2 separate regions of the Homo sapiens genome follow, and region 2 is linked to region 1. A link is a loop called in an ENCODE intact Hi-C map of the cell type or tissue named here. Cell type or tissue: IMR-90. All regions are shown on one strand. Links, peaks and the distances in the headings refer to the core of each region. The heading gives the core; the rest is flanking DNA. Region 1 overlaps LINC01088 (long intergenic non-protein coding RNA 1088). Region 2 has its middle 17 kb from the start of PRDM8.

Region 1 (9,529 bases), core at 4,074-6,573:
AGGAAGACCTACATGATTGTATACAAAAACAAATATCACTAGAAAAACAATGTCCAAGATCATCCCAAGGCCTTTGTCTTTGGAAGCATGGGAGAAAATCAACTTTCTGCCTTCCAGTGTGCTCACATATTCTGGAGGTAGCCATGCAGAATGGGCTTGAGTCTGGGTACTTTCTACCCAGAGTAAAATAAAACATACATGTGCAGTCAATTAAAACAATGTGCCTTTATAAATAGGCATAACACTTGTTCTTACATAGCTACATTACTTAACTAAATATACATTGAACAGCTGGGACTAAAACCCAAAAAATACACATAGCAGATTGCAATGAAAACCTACGGTTGTATTTAGTTACCTACACATTTTAATCTGGTGCATGCAACCAAAGCCAACAGTATTCAGAGTTGGATAATTGTGCTTTCTTGCTCTTAGAAATGTCAACACCAAAGCATGTTCTGGAAAATGCCTTTTTCTTTAAATATTTTTTATTTATTTTTTTCTACATTTTTATGGGGTGAATGTACACAGAATTTTTTTAATGCATTGCATTTATATTTCTCATTTCTAAATTTAAAAGCTAACACAGTGAATCCTAAAATGTCTTCAGTCAATGTGATATGGGTGTGGATTATAAAATAAGTAAGTGTATAAATGAGTGAATAATAGCCAACACAACTCACTATGCAATAATTACACATATATTAACTCACTGAATCATAAGAATACCCTAAGAATTAACCCTATTATTACCCAAATTTTACAGATCAGTAAACTGAGACACAGAGAGGGTAAATAACCTGCCATATGATATACAGCTGTTAGGTGGGGTTGTTGGAATTCAGTTCAGGTTGTCTGGTTCCAAAGTCCATGCTTTTGAACTAAAAGTTACAGATAAAGATAATACAAAGAAAGAACGAATGAAGGAATGAAAGGAGAAAAGGAGGGAGGGTAGGAGGAAGGAAAGGAATCAAGGAAGGAAAAAGAGGAAAGAAGGAAGGAAGGAAGGAAGGGAGGGAGGGAGGGAGGGAGGGAGGGAGGGAGGGAGGGATACTGCCTCTGTAACACAATGGGGAAATTTGAAAAATGTTCTTGAGGAATGAAAGCAAGTCTTTCTGAAAACCAGAACAGGTCTTTTTGGAGAAAAGGAGGAAAGAGGGGTGTTTGATGCCAACTGAACCCACTATGAGAGGAGCTAGGTAGAGGAGAAATGACTGCATTTTTGGTCTGTCTGTGCCAGCTCTCAGGGCCTCCCTTTCATGAATGTATCCATCTGCCCCAGAATCCTAAACATTTCAATCAATACTCCTCTCTGCTTGGAGTTAAGAAGATGTCAAGGAATAAGATACCTGGAAACCTAAAATGCAAGTGTGGTAATGCATGGTCACTTTGCCACAGTGAGTGCGCTCAGCTTCATGCCAAGGAGTGCAGCCTGCCTTCTTGCCAGCAGTCCAGACATTCATCAAACAGACCACACAGCAGAAGCAGCAGGCACAGAAGCAGAAGGGATCTGTCCACCAGAAGAGAAATCTTCCACACATCCATGGGAAAAAAAAATATATACACGATGGGAAGAATAGACTAACGCTGACAGTAGTGGCAGAGTGTTTGTGATGAGATAAAGTAATTGAAACTCAGCAGTAATGCTGACTGGGAACAGAAATAGCGGGGAACAACACATCATTCAGTGTAAACTCAGAGAAGCAGACCACACAAATAACAGAAACATCAGTCATTGTTTTTTGGACTTAGGCAGACCAGGAAATCAAGACCATTAGAAGCTTTAGCACAGATGCCTGAGAGTGCTGAGGTTTGAAGGAGCAGAGGGTTTGTTTTAATTATTTTCTTTTTTCTTTGTTACATTAGGCTCCTTTGGGGTAGCTGCGTCGGGTGTTTTAAAGAGTAGAAACAAAGACTTTATCCATGTGACCCTATTTGGAACCTTTTACATTTATATTGGTGCAGGTGTTTTCAAATAAAGTCTTCCAATAAATTATGACCTTCAACTTCTAGATGAAGTAGTGTTGGTTTTCACTGTGGTAAATATATCAGAATGTTGAGTATAGTACTAAGAATTAATATAGTTATCATTTAGGGAATACTTACTGTGGACCTTTCAGGCATGGTATAAGTGCTTTATGTACATTAATATTCACAAAATCCTGAAGGAAGTGCTGTTACCCCCATTTTACAGAAAATAAAATTGAGACTGACAGAGGTTACAGAACCAGGAAATGGCAGAGTCAGGATTCCACCACAGGTTTGTTGGGCTCCAAAGCCCTTGTTGCCTTCAGAATTGTCATTAGAAATATTAAAATAACTACACTCCAGACAGCAGTCCTGAGGTTTACCCTCAGTGTACCCGTGATTGGGCTGGCACTCATGCTTGCTTGAACCTTCAACCACTGGAACAAGCAGGGGCACCACAACAGTGCGACAGTGGGAGTACTGGAAGGAGCCTTGGACGAGATTTCAGAAGAGCTGGGTTTGGGGCCTGACTAAGTTTCTAATTTTTGATTCCCTTGCACATGTTCTCATGCCTCTGAATCTCGGTTTCTAAATCTCCACAAAATGGTGATAAAGAGACCTACGTTATTAGACTTGACATTGGGTGATTAAATGAAAAATATGATATAAAACGCTCCAGAAATGAATGTTTTAAGCCTATATAGCTACGTGATACTCTTAGATGGTAACTCTCTGGTTTACACTAAAATACTCACCCAAACAGAGGTCAGTGTCTTCCCCTCATCGCTGCTTTCTCTCAGCAGCCACAGGCATTAGATGCTACCATGAGAAACATTCTCCAAATGCTAGAAATTGTGCAGGATGAGCATGAGCAAGATGACCATAAATTGGGTGTAAGCCTAGCCCTGGGAAAAAGACAGAAAAGGAGTTGGAAATTTTTGAAGTGCTCTGCATTATAAAGGACAAAAAGGGATGAATAATTCCCTATTTTCTTAATGCATGTTGCTGGGATTAGCATATAGTGAAGGCAAGAATACTAAATCCTGTTGCCTTCTGACTGCATCATTATACGGAATGTAAACATGCATGTATCTATGAGGTATTCAAAAATGCCCAGGCTTATCAAAATTTCATTTTTGCCTCCAATTTCAAAATTGTGCCCTTTTTTCCTAGAAAGCTGCAAAATCAAGACTCTTACTAGGTCTTGTGGCTTTATATCCCTTGAATTGCATTTAAATGTAGTCTCAAAGTCCCCAGATTTCTACCAACGTAACCAGAATTTTCAAGGATTTAAATTTTTAAATTAGGGATCCTTTTGAAAATCTGTTAAAAGTCATTAATCCTCTCCCCAGATAAAGGCTCATGCACACACATACACACATACACACACAGCTGACTGTACAGGAAGTTGCAGATTCTCTGAAGTCCATCCATGAGCCCTTAAGGATTTATGGGCCCCAAGTTACTCCCAGAGTTCACATGTGCTTCTGCAGATTAAAATACTGCACAATAACGCTTGGCCAGGAGGCAAAGTGGGGATTAAAATCTATTCCCCCATACCACTCATCAAGTCATGTGGTGTCCACACAGAAGGGAGTTTGTTTTCTAATTTGTGCAAAGGTGCCAAATGGCCAACTGTGGTATACTAGGGCCAGCTCACAAGCTGAGTACATTGTGTTGTCTCCTCCCAACTCCATGTTCAGTGACAGTCACAATAGTGGTTTGAAATCAGCCATAGTGGTACTATTAGCACCATGGAAATCAGCAAAACCTGCAAATTAGGGCCACACCCACTAAGAAAGCCAGATGCCGAAGATTCACCAGTACACCACAGCATGTGATATAGTAGGGGCCCTGAGAACTCGTCCTATGTCATAAGAGATTTTCAATAAAAACCTGAAAACACTATTTTTAAACCTACATCCTAATTACCTTTCAGCCTGTCCTAATTGCCTTTAGGTCAAGGGCACGTGGGCCCTGGCTTGTTTTGAGCACAAATTTAATAGTTAACAGATGCTAGAGGAAGTATGCAGAGAGATCTGTGGAAAAATTGATTCCCATTTGATCCCAGATGGGTTTAAAGACAGCATCCACAGCTATCAACCTATGTTTTAAAGCATCTGCAGCACTGATAGCAGTAACTGCCACAAGAACCATTAAAAAAACAAAACAACTAATGGTTGCATATAATTTTTAAGATAGGGATTATGAGGAAGAACTGTGGGGGAAAATAAACGTAAGACTCATTACTCCTTAAGATGGCAAGGAAGAAAAGTCCTACCCATCGCAGGTATAAATTGTTGTGGACTGATATCAGGTGTCTTCTGTAGGCTTTTTGAAGAACAGCTCTTTACAACTGAATTCTATCTTGAGCTAAGCATTCTCTTAGCAAGGAAAAAGAAAAAGTCAGGTCAAACGATTGATTCCATTTCTGAATTACAGAGGGTTATTGATTTTTCATTAAGGTTCCTGTGCTGCCCTCAAGAGCAGGGAAAGAGAAGGGAAAGTAATTCATTGATCAGAGCGGAGGGCCATGTTCATTTATTGGCTTCCTGCCACATCCCATTATTACCGGTTCTAAATGTATATTGAAGCCAGTTTATTTTCATCATAGCCTCCTGTCATCAGAAGTGTCTCCGAGTAACTATTAGTTTAATCATCCTTTTCTCACAATGGTAATGAGTGATAATATCCAACGTGATCCTGGATTCATAGATATTATTCATTGGATTGCAGCGCTGCCCCTCACAAAGCTCTAGTTAAGGGTCTGCTGATGCTTTCATAGTCTAAAAGACATAATAGCTTGAGAATTTTTAAATACATGTATATATTTGAAATAGAAAAACTGTAGTGCTTTCACCATCGTTTTATTTATTTTTTAAAAAAAAATCCTGAAAGATTCACGTTTGTTAACCTGTCAATTACGATAACTTTAGGCAGTGCAAGAAACCCATCCAAATCAGGTATCATAAGTCTACACCAGGACACTGGAAACCAATCCAGAAAATCATAAAGCATGTCCAGAATAAGTCATGTATTCCACTGAGTACACTAATTTTATTTGTGGAAACAATCTTGAATTAGTTTATGCGTCTTGACTTACATTTGAATTTTTATTTTACATATTAGCAAACTGAGGTCCCAAAAGACTGAATGGTGCAGGATCACCCAACAGAGTGGCACCGTGGGGACCAGGACTCATGTTCCCTGGCTTCCCAGTCACTGTTTGTCCCGCAATACCATTCTAATGATCTGTCATCCAATTTCAGGTGATATTTATAATGCATAAAATGAGAAGCTGATATTGACTTTAATATCAAATCCTGGAAATGCTACTAATGCTTTTTCTTTTTCCCCATCTCCAGATAAAAACTACTGCCTGTTAAGTTCTGCCTCACACCTAGGTAAATTAATCAGCTGCCCACATTGTATAATAAGAGTGCCTACTCTTCTGAGTGGATTTTCCCAACACCCTGTGAGAGGCAGGAAGAATTCTCCCATTTCATAGATAATTTGGCCAAGGCTACATGGGAAATAATTTGCAGAGCCTGGACTCAGATTCAGGCCTTCTCAATGATGAGGGCTTTTTCCACTACCCTACAGCTCCCTCTGGTGCTGAAATTAACAGTGGGAACTATTAAAAATGACTATGAAAAACTATTTTAAAGATGTATCCCAGTAAATTGAGCTAGAAAATACAGTAGAATAAAATATCTTATTCAGAGTAGCAATCTATACAAAATGCCTATGAATAACCATGACAAAAATATGTATGGAACTTATCTGACTAAAAATAGACTACTGAAAAAAATGTAAAATAAGATCTGACTAAATGAAGAAACACAAAATACTTAAATATGTCGATTTTTTCCAATGTAACATTTTGGAAGAAGGTAGATAACATTATTCTAAAATTTCTCTGGATGAAAAATCAACACACACACAAAGATATTTTGGAAAAAAAATTAATGAAGGAGCACTCAGTCTATCAAATATAAAAATGAAATTTAAAACCTCAGTATTTGAAACTAGTCAAGAACCTGTGTAAAAATTAACAATTGGAAAACTATTACCTATTTGAAAAAATTAAATTTATCCAATTTAATTTTGAATGCTCATTTTACAAGGTGCACCAAAATGTATTTTAGATAAAGAGTTAAATATTTTGGGTTTTTTAAATACTATAAAATAGGAAGAAAATAAAGATAAATATTTAACTTATGTAACTGTTTTATCAATATAAAACCAGTAGAAAATGAGAAAAAATAGATTTTACTACATTAAAATTTAAAATGTCTATTCAAAACATCACAAACTACAAAAATTAGAGATGCAAATCACACACACATGCAAAAAATGTTCTATCTCACTAGCATTCAAAAACATTGATTAAAATAACATAAAATTTTTATCTACTGAATTAACAAGATTGTTTTAGATAATAATAATCAAGACTCTAGTGAGACAGATGCTATCATACTTTTGATGGGAGAATAAGTATTTCATTATTTTAAAAAATATGATCTTATGCCCCTGAATTTGTATTTCTAGAAATTTAGCCTAAGGAAATGACCAGAGATGTTTTTAAATATAAATGTGTACAGAAATATTATTTATAAGAGCCCAAGAGGGGAAATAATCTAAGTAAAAATAGAGGTACTCTTTTTTTTTTTTTTTGAGACAGAGTCTCACTCTGTTGCCCAGGCTGGAGTGCAGTGGTGAGATCTCAGCTCACTGCAACCTCTGCCTCCCGGGTTCAAGCGATTCTCCTACCTCAGCCTCGTGAGTAGCTGGGATTACAGGCGCCCCCTACCACACCCAGCTAATTTTTGTATTTTTAGTAGAGACAGGGTTTTGCCATTTGGCCAAGCTGGTCTCGAACTCCTAACCTCAGGTGATCCACCCACCTCGGCCTCCCAAAATGCTGGGATTACAGGCGTGAGCCACTGCGCCTGGCCAAAATAGAGGGATTTTTAAATCGGACACAACCATATGATAAAGTAACACAAAAACATAAAAATCATGTTTGTCTGAACTTTTATTTAGGTTTGGGGATGCACATGCAGGTATATTATATAGGTAAATTGTGTGTCATGGGAGCTGGGTGTACAGATTATTTTGGCACCCAGGTAATAAGCATAGTACCAAATAGGTAGTTTTTCAATCCTCACACTCCTCACTCTCTCCAACCTTAAGCAGGCCCCGGTGTCTGTTCTTTGTGTCCATATGTACTCAATGTTTAGCTCCCACTTATAAGTGGGAACATGCAGTATTTTGTTTTCTGTTCTTGTGTTAGTTTGCTTAGGATAATGGCCCCCAGCTCCATCCATGTTGCTGCAAAAGACATGTTCTCATTCTTTTTTATGGCTGCACAGTATTCCATGGTGTGTATATAACACATTTTCTTTATCCAGTCTACCATTGATGGGCATTTAGGTTAATTCTATGTTTTTACTATTGTGAATAATGCTGTAATGAACATATGCATGCATGTGTTTCCATGGCAGAACAATTTATATTCCTTTGGGTATATATTCAGCAATGGGATTACTGTGTCAAATGGTAATTCTGTTTTGAGTTCTTTGAGAAATCACTAAACTGCTTTCCACAATGGCTGAGCTAATTTACATTCCTACCAACAGTATATAAGCATACATTGTTCTCAGCAACCTTGCCAGAATCTGTTGTTTTTTGACTTTTAATAATAGCCACTCTGACTGGTGTGAGATGGCATCTCATTGTGGTTTTGATTTGCATTTCTCTAATGATTAGTGATGTTGAGCATAAAAATCATATTTTGAAGGAAATTTAATAATGTGGGGAAATGCTCATTCATAAAAAGAGAGAGAGAGAGAGAGAAACATTGTGGGACCAAAGTTATAAAGACTGAAATAGCAATGGGAATGACGAGACAGGGATGAATGGGAGAACAATTTAAGATTTAGAGGAATGGGATAGGATCCTGTTACTAAAAGCATGTGTGGAAATAGGGGTGAGCACTGGATTATGCCCAGGATATCTGCTCAGGTTTTGGGTGAGTAGGGGAGGCCATTGCCAAACTAGGTAATACACATGAAAAGGTCGAAACTTGACCTGACTCTCTCCAATATCAATATAAGCAGTCTGCTTAATACCCATCTTTCTTAATCCCATTGGATTTTGGTCCCCACTACCACCACAGGAGCATTTTAGGTATTAGGAAAGCTCACTATGTCTTGCCTCTTTCTGACATAGCAGACCATGCAGTCTACTGACATTGAAATTATGTTCAATGTAAAACTGCAGCTACATGGAGATGCAGAGAGATATCCACGTTATTGCTGCACTGAAAGCTCAAGTTGGGGGTGTTCTAAAAGGTTTAGGAATCAAGAAGAATGTACAAAAGATAAGCTTGCCAAAAACACCAAATAATTACTAAACCTCTACAGCGCACATAGCACTCAACTGGATAGCGAGAGGAGTATAACTATGTGAGAAACTGTGTTTATGCTTCAATAGATTTTGCCAATAAAAGTCTTGAGAATATGAGGAATAGCTTGAAAGAGAGATATATTTTTATAATCTACATAACTTCTTTAATTAAGCAAAATAAGTATATTAATAAGAACTTAGTGTAGTATTTACCAGGTTTAATAGTCAGATTGGATAATCCATGTGCATGTAATTAAAACTAGATCTAGAAAGTGTGTGACAGCTTGTGTGCAGTATCCATGATCATAACCTCCTCCAAATTTCTCCAAATTATAACTAATTTCAATTTAACCATATTGCATAAATTTTACACTTATGACTCAGTGATAATATTAATCCTTCTTCCCCCAAAGAACATATTTGTAGGCTAGAGAATGGTTCCTTTCTGCATACTATTAAGATATTTGGTTCCACTAAGGTTAAAAATTTTTCCATGAAAATTTTGGACTCAAGTATTCCTATAACTGTTCCCTTTTTAAAGTTTCCCTTTCACAGGAATAATAATAGTTCTAATATTGAGGCAGCAAAACTTAGTGAAATGAATTACAGCATGAAAGCTAACCATACCTACATTTCAATCTCAAATCTGCGTTCATGGGCAAGACTTTAACTTCTCTGATGCTCAGTCTCATATCTATTAATAGTGCAAAATTGTACCTTTCCCTAATTTGAGGGAAAAAAATAACTTGCCAGAGTTGCTGTAAGGACTAAAGATATTGTAAATCATCACCATTAAAATAATTTACTATTCTATGTATTTTCTCTCTATCATGTCATTTAATTCCCAGAACAATCCTATTCTTTTCCCCATTTTAAAAATTAGGAAATCAAGGCACAGAAAGGTCAAACAAGTTGGCCAAGGTCATACACCTAGCAGCAGAGCTGAGATTCAAACCTGCATAGTCTGACTCCAGAGACTTGGTGCTCCATCACTACACCAGCCTACTTCATAAGAGCATCCTTCAAATGGAAGTTGTTAGAAATAATAACTATTGTTGCTGTTATTGTAGTTGTTATGACTTGCATCGACAGTGCTGCTTGTCAAAGAGCTCCTTACCAGTTCCTGTTCTCACAAGCAACATTGTTTTAT
Region 2 (9,529 bases), core at 4,462-6,961, 1.2 Mb before region 1:
TCCACTGTACCTGTTTTTGTTCTACTTCCCAAGACAGTCTAGAGGGGCAAAGAAGGGCAGTGGTCACTCCTTAAGCCATCAGGACTCTCAATATCTGAATAATCATTTTTATTAGCTGCCTAACCAATAATTCTGAACTCCGACTTAGCAAGTTCTGTCCCACCAATGTATTATACTAAAAAGAAAACAAAACAAACAAAACAAAAACTGCCACTTGTGACTTTTCTCAGTCTACCTAGAAGTCAAATACATCCACTCAAATACACAAAGATATTAAAGATATCAAATATAATTCCCAAATGAAGAATCTGCTTTTAATGTAGATATAGAAAGCTTTCAGGTGGCTTGTGTAGGTTGTCAATTAATATACTTTTAGAATGCAGCAAAAAGAAGACAAAGAATTGCTATGCTTTGGGATATTGAAAAAGAAACAAAAGGCTTTGAATCTCTGAGGCATTTTTTTGACTTTAGAACACTAGAATATCCTCGGCTGCTTGCCAAATAAATGTTTGGTTGAATATAAATAAGCTTATTATCATGCATGTTTATAAGTGCATACAATACAATTGAGGGTTAATAAAACATTTTATACCTAAGCATACTGATATTTTACCAGGAAAAAAAAAAGCATTTTAGTATGCCTATGTTTCTTAGACATTTTTCATCTTAACACTTTCCAAATTCTGAGTACCAGCAGCATTTCCAAAGTACTTCATTACACTACAGCTTCTTACTATTATAAGCCACAGAAAATACATGAAATTTAACATGTATAACTTCAGAAATCTCTTCTCATTTACCATGGCAAAGATCCTTTAACTTTCTAAATTCACCTTCCCTGAAATGTGTATCAAATGAATGTGCATTTGAGTAATAAAATGAAAAAAAAAATAATAAAGTCAGAACAAAGTTACCTTTTAAAGTATCCATTCCACAGGTCTCCACTTAGAATGCCTTCTTTAACTGGAATGGAATATTTTAATTATAGGTTATGCTATGGTTTGAATGTTCCCTTCAAAACTCATGTTGAGACTCAGTCTTCAATGTGGCAGTACTGAGAGGCGGTGACTGACTCATGAGGGTTCTGCCTTCATGAATTGATTTATCTATTCATGGATTAATGGATTAGCGGGTTATCATGATAGGGAAACTGGTGGCTTATAAGAAAAGAAAGAGAGACCCGAGCAAGGACATCAACATGCTCAGTCCCCTCACCATGTGACGCCCCACCAAAGAGAGTCTCCACCAGCAAGAAGCTCTCACCAGATGTGCCTCATCCACCTCGGATTTCCCGGCCTCAACAACTGTAAGAAATAAGTTCCGTTTCTTTACCAATTACCTAGTTTCAGGTACTGTGGTATAAGCAACAGTAAAGAGACCAACACAGATTACTAGGTAGGGCATCATCTCATCATTATGCTTGTTATTTGGTACTGCTACCAATACAATTTAAGGAAATAATGCTATCTTAAAGAGAATGATAATGGTAATCAGTTGACATATGTATCTGTTCAAGGAACAGATATATTAAATTATGTTGAAATTTAAGACATAGGTCAATCTAAGAGGGTTTTGAAACCTACAGAAATTGTTTCTCTAATGACATGTGTGATTACTTTCAATTTGTTCTAGTCACATCCAACTGTTGTTTCAAATTATATATATATAAAATATATATAAATATATATTTAAAAGAGGTACTGCATTATTTTATATATATTTAAAAGAGGTACTGCATGTTTATATACATTTATATATATATATATATATATATATATATAAATGTATATAAATTGCTGAAGCTACCTACCTGAATAATTTGAAGACAATATATAAAAGGCTGGTGCCACGGATAATGAAAGTGATGTGAGGCAGCTACACAAGCTGACAGGAGAAAGAGTATTTCACATTATAAATGGAAACTTTTACTTCTCAAACTAGTTGAATCTGATGACCATATAATTTGTATAGAAAATGCAGTTGAGAGAAGCAGTTAAAATATTCTAACAAGGCGGGTAGTTTCCAGCTTCACATTTGGGACTTCATTCCAAATTTATTTTTCCAAACTTTATTCAGAATAAATGTAAACTGAAAAATTAACCTTTTTTTGTCTTTTTCGTTTTCTTTTCTTTTTGTGTGTGTGTGTGGTGATAGGATAGAAGGAAAAAGTGAGAAAAGTTACTAGAAATATTATAATTAGCCTCCCTGTGTGTCTTATCTCTGGACAAAGCCTCAAACAGAAGTTTGATATCAATTTTTTTCTAAGTACTCTATTTTATTAATGATCATGTATTATAATATGCAGTTTCTCACAACTAATTATTTAAAAGTTGAGTGCTGATAGCAAACTTCCTCTCGGTAGTATTTCAAGACACCTACTAATTTACCATGCTTCCTTATTTTTATTAGACTTATTGACATTTTCACATTAAGTTCATTCTGTTTGAAAGGGAAGTCTTTTGGTGACACTTCTAAATACTGTACAGAAGGAAATTGTATCCAACAATTGGAGCAAGAACAATTTGATAACTTAAGCTCCTTGCGTTATACCATCTGAAATAAAATCTTTTCAGAGGTCCTGCACATCATATGGTTAACTAATTAAGGATTGTGACATTCTTGGGACATACCAAGGGCAACTAAAAGGGAAGTATCTTTAAACTCCCCTTTCCTTTCCTGGCCTATAGAAAGAAAGGCTCTTATAGAATTACCAGTAGTTAATATCATCCTGTGTATTTGTTAAAGGTCAACAAGAGTAAATCAGTTAATAACAACTTCCTAAAAGTTTAGGACAGGAAACAATAAACGATGTTATACTCAAATAAAAGTTGCAAGGATAATTTAGCTGGATAGAGTGTAATTGCTGAAGTTAAAATTAGCCAGGTCACCTTACTCTCATGGAAAAAAAAACTCTGGAAACCTGGCAACCAAATAAATAGATAGGAAGTTCCTTCCCATTAATAAACTTCTTTTAGTTCTATGCTGAAATGTTATTTCAAGGACACACACCAAATAATTCACCAATACTACTTTCTAAACCAAGTTTGGTCACTCACCTAACTATTACAGAGACCTAAAACATAATAAATATAAGTGTATATTATAACTACTTAATCTAATTATATTAGAATTGAAAATATTTTATAAATTACATAGTGTAACCCCATTGTTTTAAATGAGGAAACAGGTCCAGAGAAGTGACTTACCAATGTTTGGTCAGCTATGTTTACATTGGCTGTTTACCATACTACTGACATTCTGTGGGTGGTAAATATTTTTCAGAATTACCTGTAAGTGTTTTTAGCATTCTAGCTCAATGTTTTTGAGAAAGACTATGTTCAACTTTATTGCTCAATATATATAGCAGCAGCGTATACCTTTAAGTGATTGCTAAATATATAACTCAAAAGTTAAAAGTGATTTAGCAGCTAAACAGGAAAGACATCTTTTAAATAACAAAGCATAATTACACACTATCAAAAACCATTTAAAAACATTGCTTGTACTAACCATTCTGTGGTTTAAAACTTGAATTACAAGAAGATGATTCCGCCTGTCTTCCACTAGGTGGCAATATATCTTTTTCTTTAATAGTTTGTTCTTTCCCGGGCTCTGATTTTAAATGGATCTCTAGTATTTTTACTTTGAATAGATACGATGAAAGTTAAGATTGAGGAAACCTTAAGGAAGACACTTAAGAAATTGGGATATACGAGGGGAATAGACAGGGTGGTTTTATAAAAACCTGGCATCAAAACTAAAATAACAGATTCTGCTTCATATATGTTCATAATTAAAATTTACATTATATCTTACCAGATAACGTTAAACATTTGGTAGTTGTTTGTTGATTTAATTGAAATTGGGTTTGCTATTCATTATTGGTAGTGAAAAGCACTGAAATTATTTCTAGTCCTGCTCTTTCTTAATCCTTTTATTTAAAACATCATCCTCAAGGTTAGATCATGATATTTTAAAAGGCATTACTTATTTCCATAACCTGTTTTCAATCATGACTTTGGGGGAAAAAACTACAAAATCACTTATTTTTGTATAGTTAAGCCTTTAATTTAGTGTATTTATGTCGATACTTAGAGATATGTTGTTTCTGAACTAATTAGACGAACATTATTTTCTTCAAAGTAAGATAGGTTTCAGTGAACTATTTGACTAGTGTATTAGTTTCTCAGGGCTGCCATAACAAAATACCACATATTGGGTGACTTAAACAACAGAAATTCATTTCCTCACAATTCCGGAGGCTAGAAGGCCAAGAACAAAGTGTTGACAGGTTTGGTTTCTTCCGTGGTCTCTCTCCTTGGCTTGCAAATGGTCACCTTCTTACTGTATCCTCACATAGTCGCCCCTCTGTCTGTGTTATCTGTGTCCTAATCTACCCTTCATATAAGGACATCAGCCCTATTGGATTAGGACCCAACCAATAACTTAATTTTAAAGGCCCTAAATCCAAATACAGTCACATTCCAAGGTGTTGGGCGTTAAGACCTCAACATATGAACTTGGGTGAGGGGAGGGGCATAATTCAGCTCATAATAACTAGCAAGTCTGCATACACAGCATACTCCACATTTATAACCGACGTATTGTGATATAGAACCAAGAATGCTAGGTTGGAAGTTGTAATTCAAAAGCTGAGAAAAGTTCTTATAGATTATTTAATCCACTGATTCTTGACCCTTGATGCACAAAGATTTTTTTGAGGCACTAGCAATGCCCTGACAAAATACCCAGATATTATGATGAATTAATTTGGAGAGGGACCAGTCACTAGTATATTTTTAATACTTTCTAAATGTTTCTAATAGGACCACAATGAATAATCATTGATTTAGACAAATATTTCCCAGACGTGGTTAGAGAATCATCCAGAGGGTTTATTAAAATGCAAATCACAGGCCAGGTGCAGTGTGGCTCTTTCCTGTAATTCCCAGAACTTCTGGAGGCCAAGGCCGGAAGATTGCTTGAAACCAGGAGTTCAAGACCAGCCTAGGTAACAAAGCAAGACCCCATCTATACAAATTTAAAATAAAATTATCCAGGCACAGTGACATGCACTTGTAGTCCCAGCTACTCGGGAGGCTGAGACAGAGGACTGCCTGAGCCCAGGAGTTGGAGGCTGCAGTGAGCTATGATCACACCATTGCCCTCTAGCCCAGGTGACAGAGTGAGTCCCTATTAAAAAAAAAAAAAAATCAGTATCCTAGCCACTGCTGCCCTCATTCTGAATCTCCAGAAATTAGAGCCAAGCCTATTTACCACTCTCCCTAGTAATTATTACAAATTCTGAAGTCTGAGAATCTCTGATCTCATCTAACTCTCTCATTTACAGATGAGAAGACTGGAGTTTAGAGAAGTTAGTTCATTCAAGGTTACACAGCTGGAGAATGGTGGAGGCAGAATGAGAATAAATGTTTAATCTGACTTCTAATCTAATTTCTTAGCAGGATTCTTTGTGCTTATAAGCAACTGTGTGGACTTTAGACTTTATTTAGCAACTGTGTAGCCGTGGCCCCAGAATTAGAGGGCACCTACTCTTTCTTTCAGGCATGTGCTGACACATCTAGAAGGCAGGATCATCACAGCTATGTTTATATAAGGGTTGCATTCCAAGAGCCCTTATTGTGTTTGGAAATAATAAGCAACATCAGAACTGATGGGTGATTGTGAATACTGCATTATACCTGGTGCTCCTTTGGCCCCACCTCCTCAGACTCAGGCCTGAGTCCTAGGTGAATGGACACTGCAGTAGAAAGTTAAGTGACGTGAAGTGAATGGAAGAGTCTGTTTCCCTAGTACCAAAAGTTTCTGCAGCAAGAGTCAGTGGCGTCTGAATCACTTGAGGCCTAGAGTCACTCACCATCAGAAAGTGGCAGCCTCCGTGCAGTCATCAGCTGGCAGAGAAGCAGCAGTAGTTGACTAGCAGGCTGGAGTTGAGAGCAAAATGTTAGCTCAAGAGTTTTCAATTCTGCTGTTATTATTCATTTGAAAAACATAGCTTCAGACAGCTCTTGGGAGCTTGATGTCAGAGCCTGAATTGGTGAGGTTCGTGAACACACACATACAAATAAGTTGTGAAACAATTTTAGAAAATGAATGTGTAAAAATCCAAAAAATTCCCAGCACTTTGGGAGGCTAAGGCAGGTGGATAAGCTGAGGTCAGGAGTTCAAGACCAGCCTGGCCAACACGGTGAAACCCCGTCTCTACTAAAAATACAAAAAATTAGCCCAGCGTTTTGGCGGGCGCCTGTAATTCCAGCTACTTGGGAGGCTGAGGCAGGAGAATCGCTTGAACCCGGGAGGTGGAGGTTGCAGTAAGCTGAGTTTGCACCATTGCACTCCAGCCTGGGCAACAAGAGTGAACCTCCATCCCAAAAAAAAAAAAAAATCCAAAAAATAAAAAGCAAATTCCTCAGAGGGTGATGGTAGATGCACACTATATTTTCCATAAAGATTTAGCTTAAACATTTTCTTGAATAGGTACTTGCTCATGCAATTACATTTTTCTTGTTCTTACTAATGACCCTAACTTGAGTGGGCAAGGAGGAGTAAAATGTGAAAATCAATCTGAAACAAAGATAGAACATAAATGAAGTTTTTTTAAAAGTCTGTATTTACAACAACATAATTCAATTTACTGTCCATATTTCTGGAACATAGCTATTTTCTAGACTGATGTACTCCTACATTTTAATTTAAGTCATCATAGGGCTAGTTCTAACCTCTCTTCGGTGTTTCAAAAGTGAGGATCAAGAGCCACCTACTCTAAAATCATCTGGTGCTGGTTGCTGAAAATGCAAGATTCTAGGTCCCACATAAGATTCATCAAATCTCTGAGGGTGCCTATGGGAAACTGCATTTTTAACAGCTACCTTGGTGATTTAGAAAGGTCTCTCCCTGTGTGATCTAACTCTACAGTGTCCTATGGATAGTATTACTTTTTCTTTCCTTGTGAGCTCTTATTATCTATGGTTTATAATAAAATTTTCTGAGGATGGAAGGATTGGGGGAAATTATCTTCTTTTTGAGCCTTTTCTTATGGAGTCAATAACATGGGGAAGTCATTGCCAGAGGTCCCCTCTTTTTAGCATCCTTATCTGATTTTCTATTTGGCCATGTGCCTGGGTCTTCGAGCAGGCTGCTGTAAAGAGCCAGTATGACAGGCACTCAGAAATTGTACATTAAACTTTAAATTTCTTCTCCTGAAATGTATTCAAAGGAAAGCCCCCATCCCAGAGAAGAGAGTAACTTGTGAATATATATATATATATATATATATATATATATATATATCTGAAATATATATATGAGAAATATATATATCTAAAATTCCAAGTTTCTATTTCTGAGTTGTTATAAATAAATGTATTTTGAATATTTAAAGGATTTAAGAAATTCAAATGTGAGCTGCTGGCAATCATATAACTTGATGAGACTTGTTTTACCATGCTATTAGCTTTACTATGCTTGGAATTAGATTTTTGAATGTTAGGTTTCCTAAATATCTCCCTGGCTTTAAGTTTAGGCATGTTTGGAGGTTTAATAAATACTTTCAGATGCAGCCTCAAAGTCAAATACCTCTGATTTGGAAGGAGTTTTAGGCATTATTACCCTGGTGGAGAAGTACCTCTGCATATCGATCCTTCATCTTTACTTAGACTGCTCCAAAATTAGAAATTAAGCTTTAAAAAGCAAATGGAGAAGCAAATACCTTCATGTAAATTCAGACTTTTTTTTTTTTTTTTTTTTGCTGTTTATTCACACAGGTGGCAATTTTGGATACTACCTCTTTGTTGGAGGGGATAGAACTCAGGGAAATCTAAGAGAGCCTAAAGGTAAGAGACGATTGAAAATGGGAGGTTCTGAGATGGAATTTAGGGAGCAGATCGAATGTCCCTGAAAATAAGCTTCATGGCATTCACCATTTATCCACCTAGCCCTGCTAAAGCAAATAGTTAAACTAGCACTGTCTACAAAAGCATTTTAATGAAAAAGTCAATTTACTCCTTCCTGAAGGCTAACTCTTATCTTTCTAGGAAGGACCTTGCAGGAATATTTCCTTTATTTTCTTTCCTCCTCCTTCGCTTAGCCCTGACGCTGGACCTCTTAGCCTAAAGAAGAACTGAACACTATGGATACTAAAATTTTTCTAATTACATGATTTGCATCCATTTGGGGGCTGGGTGTCACTGTTTGGCTCTGTTTGTCTTTCTCAAAGACCCAGTGAAATTTTGCCAGAGTGTAAAACAGGACTTTATTCATTTGTTTGAGAGAGAAAAAAGTCATCAATTGCTTAAAAAAAAAAAAAGTTTCACACTTCACAAAAAAATAACAAAACACAGAAAAAGTGGCACAGGCAATAGTATAACACCAACACACCCACCCAGAGATGAATCCTCAGAGAAAAGTGCAATCATGGTATGCCTGTCCAGATTTTAATCCTCGAAGCAGGTGTGCACAAGAGATCTTAGTCAACGGTGGGACTGATTTATGGATTTCTACTCTGAAACCCACAGTAAGGCTCTTCTCCAAAGAAAATGCCAAAAAAAAAAAAAAAACAGTATGAGAGGAATTTGGAATTGGTGGCTGGACATTTGTGGGAAAAGAAGTAAAGGGACAAAAAGTTAGATAAATTAATCCCATGATTATTTTTCTTCCCAATTTCTCTCTTCCTTCTTTCCATCCTTCCTTCCTTTTCTTTACTCCGTCCCTCTTCTCTTCTCCTTCCTTCCTTCCTTCCTCCCTCCCTCCCTCCCTCCCTTCCTTCCTTGTTTATTTTTTACTTAAAGAATTTATTCTCTAAATAATTTGGGAAAACAAGATATTGTATGCATTCTTCAAGTCTCTATGTTTTAGCAGCATTAGAGTTCTTTATGATTTTTTAAGTCATGCATTATTTTTAAAGATCCATTTAAAAACAGGAAAAAGCTTGAGCTGGAGTGAGGGATCCGTTTTGATCTGTAGAGGGAACATTGTCTTCATTAAGCACTGAGCACAGTGTAGCTTTCTAAGTAAGGTGCAATTTGTTACATAGTAACTAGGAAAAGGGATAAGCTTCTCTCCTGCATTGTAACCATACTTTCTACAGCATGGCAAATTATATCTAGAACTCCTCTTATAGCCTTTTCCATCCTTAGCATTAGGCTGACTTACAATTTTTAAGCACTAGGAACACGCTGTATTTATAATTTAAGATTATTACAGCTAAGCCAACTAAAATATATATATATAGTTATATACACATAACTGTGTATATATATATATATATATATATAGTTTTATGTGGGGTGCATGTGTGTGTGGAGTGTGTGTGTGTGTGTGTGTGTGTGTATATATATATATCATGAATGAACCTATAGGCTTACATGATATTATGTATCAAACATTTTTTCAGTGACTCTCCTGTAAGCTTGAGGCACAGAGTAAAATCCTGAGTAATTACATAAACAACCACAAAATCAAACCAGCGATTACTCCCACCTCTGGTTAAAAATGAGAAAAGATCATTAAA

What was found. Peaks named below come from ENCODE experiments on the same cell type or tissue, not always from the same donor. Only the 100,000 strongest peaks of a DNase experiment are listed, where the experiment ranks them.
Region 2: a loop joins it to region 1, with 10 times the contacts of the local background. A loop is called at or near these places in 34 of 110 quality-filtered maps.

The regions. Positions count from the first base shown.
Region 1 is chr4:79,038,319-79,047,847 of GRCh38, reverse strand. The region is part of intron 2 of LINC01088 (long intergenic non-protein coding RNA 1088); the gene reads right to left. Among named protein-coding and RNA genes, the nearest start is that of LINC01088, 71 kb to the right of the region's middle. In IMR-90, for the core only: a CTCF peak has its summit at 5,576 (motif pointing left); no DNase peak of the experiment used is centred there.
Region 2 is chr4:80,209,676-80,219,204 of GRCh38, reverse strand. No RefSeq gene overlaps it. Among named protein-coding and RNA genes, the nearest start is that of PRDM8, 17 kb to the right of the region's middle. In IMR-90, for the core only: no CTCF peak of the experiment used is centred there; DNase peaks (open chromatin) are centred at 5,584 and 5,884; H3K27ac peaks cover 812 bases.